Linked DNA regions of Homo sapiens: region 2 is linked to region 1. Evidence: chromatin contacts called from ENCODE Hi-C or POLR2A ChIA-PET data. All regions are on one chromosome and are shown on one strand. Each heading gives the region's core, a stretch centred on a gene start or an enhancer-like site at or near the end of the contact. The rest is flanking DNA. Distances are from core to core; before and after follow the strand shown. Region 1 holds the start of NUP62 (nucleoporin 62). Region 2 holds the start of U2AF2 (U2 small nuclear RNA auxiliary factor 2).

The links. Hi-C counts contacts between places; a loop is a spot of excess contacts on that map. ChIA-PET counts read pairs that join two places held with the same protein, here RNA polymerase II (POLR2A). Pooled maps may share reads with other maps.
Region 2: a loop to region 1 is called in a pooled map, with 18 times the contacts of the local background. The contact joins the promoter of U2AF2 here to the promoter of NUP62 in region 1. A Hi-C loop is called at or near these places in 7 of 50 pooled maps. POLR2A ChIA-PET finds 5 or more read pairs at or near these places in 2 of 52 experiments (CD4-positive, alpha-beta memory T cell and MCF 10A).

Annotation. Positions count from the first base shown.
Region 1 is chr19:49,928,254-49,931,874 of GRCh38, reverse strand. NUP62 (nucleoporin 62) reads left to right here and starts at 2,371. Exons shown (of 3, transcript NM_016553.5): 1 at 2,371-2,549. It overlaps ATF5 (activating transcription factor 5), which reads right to left and starts at 2,670. Exons shown (of 3, transcript NM_001193646.2): 1 at 2,475-2,670; 2 at 847-1,143. The coding sequence starts at 1,024. It also overlaps a transcript of IL4I1 not described here. RefSeq lists silencers at 1,881-1,930, 2,781-2,840.
Region 2 is chr19:55,653,606-55,657,340 of GRCh38, reverse strand. It overlaps U2AF2 (U2 small nuclear RNA auxiliary factor 2), which reads right to left and starts at 2,306. Exons shown (of 12, transcript NM_007279.3): 1 at 2,188-2,306. The coding sequence starts at 2,236. RefSeq lists enhancers at 1,481-1,560, 2,511-3,180 and silencers at 1,921-2,060, 2,271-2,320, 2,411-2,460.

The sequences.
Region 1 (3,621 bases), core at 1,122-3,621:
AAGGCAAACTAGATCACATTACACACACAGATACACACGCACATATGCCTTGTTTCATCTTTACTCATTAATTATTGAAAACCCACTATGTGCCAAGCATTTGGGATACAGTAATGAATGAAATGATTCCTGCCTCCTGAGGGCTTCTGCATATACAGTTCCCTCCAACTAAAATGCTCTTCCCTTGGGTGTTTTCCTCATTCCTTCCCTACTTTTTTTTTATTTTAAGGGATAGGGTTTCACTCTGTTGCCCAGGCTGCAGTGCAGTGGCATCATCTTGGCTCACTGCAGCCTAGACCTCCCAGGCTCAAGCGATCCTCCCACCTCAGCCTCCCAAGTAGCTGTGACTACAAGCGTGAGCCACCATGCCTGGCTAATTTTTTTTTTCCTATAGATATGAGGTCTCGCTATGTTGCCCACGTCCTGAACTCCTGGACTAAAGCAATTCTCCCCGCTTGGCCTCCCAAAGTGCTGGGATTACAGGCCATCATGCCTGGCTTCCTTCCCATCATTTATGCCTCAGTCAACATGTTACCTACTTGGAGAAGGTTTTCTGGCTACCCATTCTATATTAGGTCCCCTTTGTCATTTTGTAGCTCAGCTGCTAGGTGTTTTTGACTTATTCCAATACACTCTCATTTAATTTATCTCTGGTCTACTCCCCACAGTGTGAGCTGCTGGAAGGCACAGACCATGTTCTTCTTGTTCCCAGCCGTATCCTCAGCACCTAAAACAGTGCCTGGCACATTGTAGGCACTCAATATTTATTGAATACATGGATGAGTTCTTCCTCCCCCATCTTCCCCTGCCCTCCACTCCCCAGCTCCACCTTCCACCTGCCCTTACCTGCCAGGGGCTCTCCCCCCACTGGAAGCCCGCCCTCCAGGGCTCCCCCAAGGACCTCATAGGGAGCCAGGGGGGCAGGGGCCGGGGGGAGTTTCCCATAGTCTACGAGCCATCCCAGCCCACTAGCTGGGAGCAGGGCCCTGTCCAGCTCCAGCCCCAGGGTCGCCAGGAGTGACATGGCTGTAGCACAGGTGCTGGGCACTGATGGCAACAGGAGAGGCTGCACCAGCAGCTGGCACGAGGCTCTGGAGGATGCTCAGGTGGGCGAAGACAGGCACCAAGGCGAAAGTGGAAGACCTACACGCGTGAGACAAGAGTGGGTGTGGTCAGGACAGCGTCATCCACCGGCCAAAATCAAGGGGAAGCCAAGCCACACCCCCAGGCACGTCCATGAGGCTCCTCCCTCCCCCTTCCAACCACCGTTTAGAACACTAAGCCTCAGCCTCTCCGAATTCTAAATTTGCCCTTTCTTTACCCAAATCTCTGAGCCCCACCCACTCCCAAGGGAATTTCTTTAGGTCCTAAAGTAGGACCGATGCCCCACCCCTTCCCCCAATACAGAAAAAAAAAACCTAAAGGTCTCCCAGGGGAATTACCTTAGGCCCCTCCCATCCACCTCAGAATATTTCGCCTCAAGGAAAAACTCAATCCCAGGGACATTTTCTTCCAGCCACGCCCCTTCCTCTAAAATATTTCCTTTTGGCCCCACTGCCTTCCTAGCTTCCATCCCAAACCAGTTCCCAGGGGAACTGCCCCAGGCCGCAGCCCTTCAGCAATGTTATCCACTCAAATCCCACTCCTCGCTCTGCCGCTGCCCCTCCAAGCCCCGCCCCTCATTGTTTATTTAGCTCCGCCCCTCCCCCGATTCCCCAGAGGCCCCGCCTCTTTGTCACATCGAAACCCCACCCCTCAACTAACGGTTGGTTTAGCCCCGCCCCTTCTCACAATGTGCTTCCGAAATCCCACCCATCGTGACGACAGTGGTTCTATCCCCACCCACTTAGAGGGTTGCCTCTGGGTCCCGCCTTCTGCCCTGTCAATCTAAGCCAGTCCCCGCCTCAGCAGGTGCCTGGTTTAAAAGGAAGGAAGCTGGGCTGTGAGCCAGAGCAACGTGGGGCAGGGAGGGTGGAGGAGGGTAGAGGGGGCACGCGGAGAACGGCTACCCGAACGCCACCCGTCCACACGCGGCTCTGCGCCGAGGGCCAAGGCGCATGCTACGTCGCCCGAGCGGTCCAATTGCCTTTACACCTCCGCCCTCTTGGGGATCAATGCGCATGTGCGGCCATTCAGGGTCCGCAGCTCTTTCACTACGGGGCACTGGTGGGCTACTGCGCAGGAACAACCAAGCACGAAGAATCGTTTAGAAAAAAAAAAAACACACCCTCCCCTGGAGTGCTCAGGCCCAGCTGCACGCGGGCTGACAAACATCGAGTCTAGAACTCTCCCACCCGGCCCCGGGCCCAGTGCGCATGCGCAGCCGCGCGCCTTCGGCCCACCGTACTACTTCTGCGCCTGCGCGACCGTGATTCCCCGCTCGCGACTCCCCACCCCCCAGGGCTCCCTAAAGAGGGCCACGAGCTGCGAAAGGGCGGGAAAGGCAGTTGGAGAAGAGGTAAGCGGTTACTCACTCCATGGCTGCAGCAAGGAGAGGCGGCGGCGGCCTCGGCTGAAGAAAGAAGGTGGGAGCGGAGAGCGCAGGCGTGGTGAGCGCGGAGACGGGCCGGGGGCACAAAGGGGTCGAGGCTACAGAGCCATGGCCGGGGCTACGCAGGCAGAGGCGGCGACACTGTAGTGAGAAGAGACTGTGATCCGAGGACAGGGAATGAGGCGGCCCCGGGGACTGGGGACAGATATATACTGGGTGGCGGAGCACGGCCCTCCCGGATCCTTCCGCGCCCCGCCCTCGCGCGGCCCCAACCGGGAGGCAGCCGGGTCCCCTCCTCCTGGGGATCAGGGGATCCGAGCCTTTCCTTCCCACTCCTAGGGTCCGGGACCCTCCTCCCTCTCAGCTGGGGATCCGACCTCTTCCCTCTGAGCCGGGGATCCAGCCCTCTCCTTGTGGCTCCGGGGTCTGGTTTCCTCCTCCTGACTCTAAGCTCTGGTTTCTTTCTCTTTCTGCCTCTGAGGTCTGGGCCTGCTTCCTCCTGTGATTTTGAGGATCCAGCCTCATTCTCTTCCCGCAGACCTGCACCAGTTCATTTCTCTTTCCCTTTCCTTGCTTGCAGAATTTCCTGCCAGTCACTTTTCACTTCTTCATCCCCCAGCTGCTGACTCTGAGAAACCCTCGTGGGTTAGAGTCCAGCATGAGTCACAGCACTCTCCCAAATACAGACCTGCCAGGATGGCCTCGGGCAAATAACTTAAGTTCTCTTACTTCATTTCCCTATCTGTAAAATAAGAAAAATCAACTCGCCTGGTGGGTTTATGAGACTCAAATAAGACGATGTCTGGCAAGCCTTATGCACAGAGCTCAACTCATACATTCCTGTTCAACTGTTTTTTTTTTTTGAGACGGAGTCTCTCCGTCTCTGTCGCCCAGGCTGGAGTGCAGTGGCGCGATCTCGGCTCACTGCAAACTCCGCCTCCCAGGTTCACGCCATTCTCCTGCCTCAGCCTCCCGAGTAGCTGGGACTACAGGCGCCCGCCACCACGCCCGGCTAATTTTTTGTATTTTTAGTAGAGACGGGGTTTCACTGTGTTAGCCAGGATGGTCTCAATTTCCTGGCCTCGTGATCCGCCCGCCTCGGCCTCCCAAAGTGCTGGGATTACAGGCGT
Region 2 (3,735 bases), core at 1,057-3,556, 5.7 Mb before region 1:
GGGCAGAGCTTCCCCTATGGCAAGAACCCTCTCCCACACACTGATGCTGGACAGGTAAAAACAATGAGAGCTTCGTTTGCTCAAAACACTGTATTGTGGTCATCTTATGGGAGCAGCTCCGCCAACCCAGGAGCCGTGCCAGGTCTCAGGGACTGCCCTACCAGCACCAAAAGGGAAACCCCGGGAGAACCGGTGAAGCACCATCTGAGAGCCTCAAAGAACCGCCCAATCAGCTCCACTTGGTCCAGCAGAGTGGAACTTGGCCTTGCAGCCAGAGCTCAGAATCAGTACCTGCTTTTCTGCTTATGAACAACAAAAACCATGCAAAAGCAACTTAGCCTTTAAGACTTGGTTTTCTCTTTAAACGAGGGTCGTATCTACTCCATCCAGGTGTTGTGTGGCAGAATGACATTTGGAAAGCACCTTTTCCTGCCCTTTCCCAACTCTGACACAATCTCTGTGAGCGGAAGACCCTCCTCTCTAAGCATGGAATTTTACAATTGCAAATATCGCTTACTGCACACCCAGTGTACGCAAAGCCACATGCCACACACTTTACATGTTACCCCATTTAATCTCAGCTCTGCCTCTGACTAGCTGAGCCCTGAGAAAGTTTTTAACTTTTCTGAGCCCTCAGTTTCCTCCCCAGTAGAGGTGGAAATCATTTTGGCCTCACAAGGCTGTTAAAAGGATCCACTTAGTAAAACATGCTAAGAGTTTAGCGAAGAGCCTGGCACACGGTAAGCGCTCAGAGTTTAACTACATCTATCGTTACTATCATCCTTTTTAATCTTCTCAAAATCCGGTAACAAGAAAATAATAATCAGTCTACAAATGGAAAAAAATATATAAACGTATTAAAAGCAGTTACTAAACGACAAAGCAGGTATCTAAACTTCCTGATGTGCTCAACTCCAAAGCCTATGCTCTTGAGCAGTCCATCAACTAAGACAGAGTCAGACCCTCAGTAAACGTTATTGCTTCCCCAGGACACTGTTTCCTAATACAGCCCCTACCCAACTCTAGCCCGGGTTCAAAGGAAAATTCCTCAGCCCTCATTTCGTCCTCCGAACGAGCTAGGAACATGGGCAGCTGAAGCCTGAAAAGAAACAAGTCTCCAATCTTCCCTGGTCCTGTATTTCTTCACAAACTGAAACACGGAGGATTTTTAAAGCGTCTTAACAACTCTCCCACTTCTAATATTATTGGAATCCCTAAGATCAGGGCCCCAGGCTTTTTGTTCTAACCCATCACAATTTTCGATACCCTGAAGGGAACCTGCCTCCCACCTTCCCCGTAAGTGAAGAGTTTAGCGCAGTGGGCCAGATCCCTCTTCCTCCCTCAGAACCTGTTTTCTTATCTCTATATTGAGATCTGAGACTGAGTATTATCAGGTGCCCTGAGATTGGGATTGTAAATGATTTGAGGTTTGTCTCAAACACTCCATATCGCGATTCTCGGGACCGCCAAAAGCCCCGCATATGCAGGATGTGTGCGTGCGGACACTCAAAGAATGCAGATGCTTTTAGGCAACATGTGCCAAACACGTTAATATGAGGCGCCCCACTACCAACAGACGGGGCAGAAACCACCTGGCGGGAGAGATCAGAGCAAATCAGCAAAAAGGAAAAGGGGTACGCGAGGGGCCCGTGGCCTCCAAGCATCCGCCGAAACGGCTCTGCCCTCATCCACGTGAAGGAAGGAAAGGGGCCCCCCCACCAAGTTCTCACAACCGCCATTTTGGAAACAAAGGGGGCGTGGAGACGCTGCCGTGGGCCCGACCGGAAGCGGAAGTGCCAAGGCAGCGGGAGAAAAGAGATTACGGGGACTAACATAATCTCCTTTTCAGAGAAACCAAAAAGATTTTAAAAAACAAAAGTTCACGTCGAGGCATCTGGCGCGCTCGTGCCGCGTCCCCCGCGCCACCTCCGCCAGGACCACGTGGGGCGCAGGGACAGCCGCCGTGCGCATGCGTCACGGGCCCGCGCCCCGCCGCCCCCTTCCCCTCGCCTAGCGCGCGGCGGAACGCTGGGGACGTCACGTGAACGAGGCGCGCGCCACGGAACCAGGGTTGGGGGGCGCCGCGCGGCCGTGAAGTGGGGGGAAGCGAGGGAGAAAATGGCGGGGGGGCAAAGAGCGACGCGAGGAGCCGCCCACACCTCCGCCCCGCGACCCCGGTGCCCTCACCTTGTTTATTCTCGTTGAGCTGCCGCTCGAACTCGTCGAAGTCCGACATGCTGAGGCGGCCGCGTAGGGCCCTGTGCAGCTTTCGCCTCGCCTTGCCGCCCGCTCCAGCCGCTTCGGCTACTTCCGCCGCTGGCTTCGGCTACTTCCGGCCGCCGCCGGCGCTTCGCCACCTCCTACCTAATCAAGCCTCCGGCAGCCCTCCCCGCCCCGCCCGGGCTCCGCCCCCTCACCCGCCCGCCCGCCCGCGAGCTTGCCCCTCCCCCCGAGCCTGGCTCCGAAGCGCCTCGGCTATCTCCGGATACTGGACGAAGGCGAAGCAGGCGGCCGCTTCGGCTGCTTCCGAAAACACCCGAACGTAGGGTTTCGCCGACTTCCCAGGTTTCCGTAACTTTTCCGAGATTATCTCCTCAACGTTCGGAGGTTTCCGTGTGTCCTCGTGTGCCACTGCGCCCAGTCCCCTCTGCGAGTTCGGGTTCTTCCAACAATTCAATCCGTCCCAGTCTTTGGCTTCTTCCACGGACTTGCTCCGATCTTCTCCGCCGGCCCTGTCCAAGCAATCGGCCACTTCCGACAATCCTAACCGTCCCGGCCTTCGGCTCTTTCCGGAGATTTCCGGATCTCGCCCTCGGGCCCCTCCTGGGATTAAGCTCGAGTCCGTGTTTCGGCTCTTTCCGGAGATGCCACTTGCTCACGCCTCCGATCAGAGAACTTCGGCTCCTTCCGCCACCGCTTCGTGAAGGCCTCACTCTCCGGGGACAGCTTCGACTTTTTCCGTGGGTACCTCGGCTCCTTCCGGCTTCGGGAACGGAAAAGGGAAGGAGAACAGAGACGAGATGGATCAGGGGAAGGGATAGAGAAGGGGACGAGGTCCTAGTTCTCGGCACCTGGCTCTCCGGGTGGGGAAAGTGAAAGAAAAAAAGGGCCGGCCTCGCGGAGGGCCTGAGAAGGTTGTGCCAGACAAAAGCAGCAAGAGGGATGAAGGGTGCGCGCGACCGCTGCGGAGGTTGCCAGCGCGGCTTTTTGCGCCTGCGCAGGGTGGAAGCCGCGGGTGAGGGGAAACAGGCTTCTGCGCCTGCGTAAAAGTCGTTCTGTGGCGCGCTCTCCCACTGCTCCCGTGAAGGGGGTTGCGGGGACCAGGTTTCAGTCCCCATTGCGCGTGCGCGAGATTTCCCTTACAACGGTGAAAGTGCTTAATCCCCAGCCGTTAAATCCGGCCACCCTCTTGGTTGTCTCGGCAACCACATCAACGCGCTCCGGCTCTTCCCGCCGCGCAGGCGCGGCAGACGGATCATCTGGCATTACTTCCGGGAGACAGATGATCTGGCGTTACTGCCCCCTGGCGGCCCAACGGAAGTATCCTCCAGACTTGGCCTGGCCGCTAGGTGGCCTCCCTCGCTAGAGGTCATCGACTCACGCCTCTCGCGCCGCGCTCCGGTCTGGGTAGCCCAGCGGGTAGTGTCCACGCTTCTTTTTACTTTTTTTTTTTTTTTTTTGAGACGGAGTCTCTGTCGCCCAGGCTGGAGTGCAGTGGCGCGATCTCGGCTCACT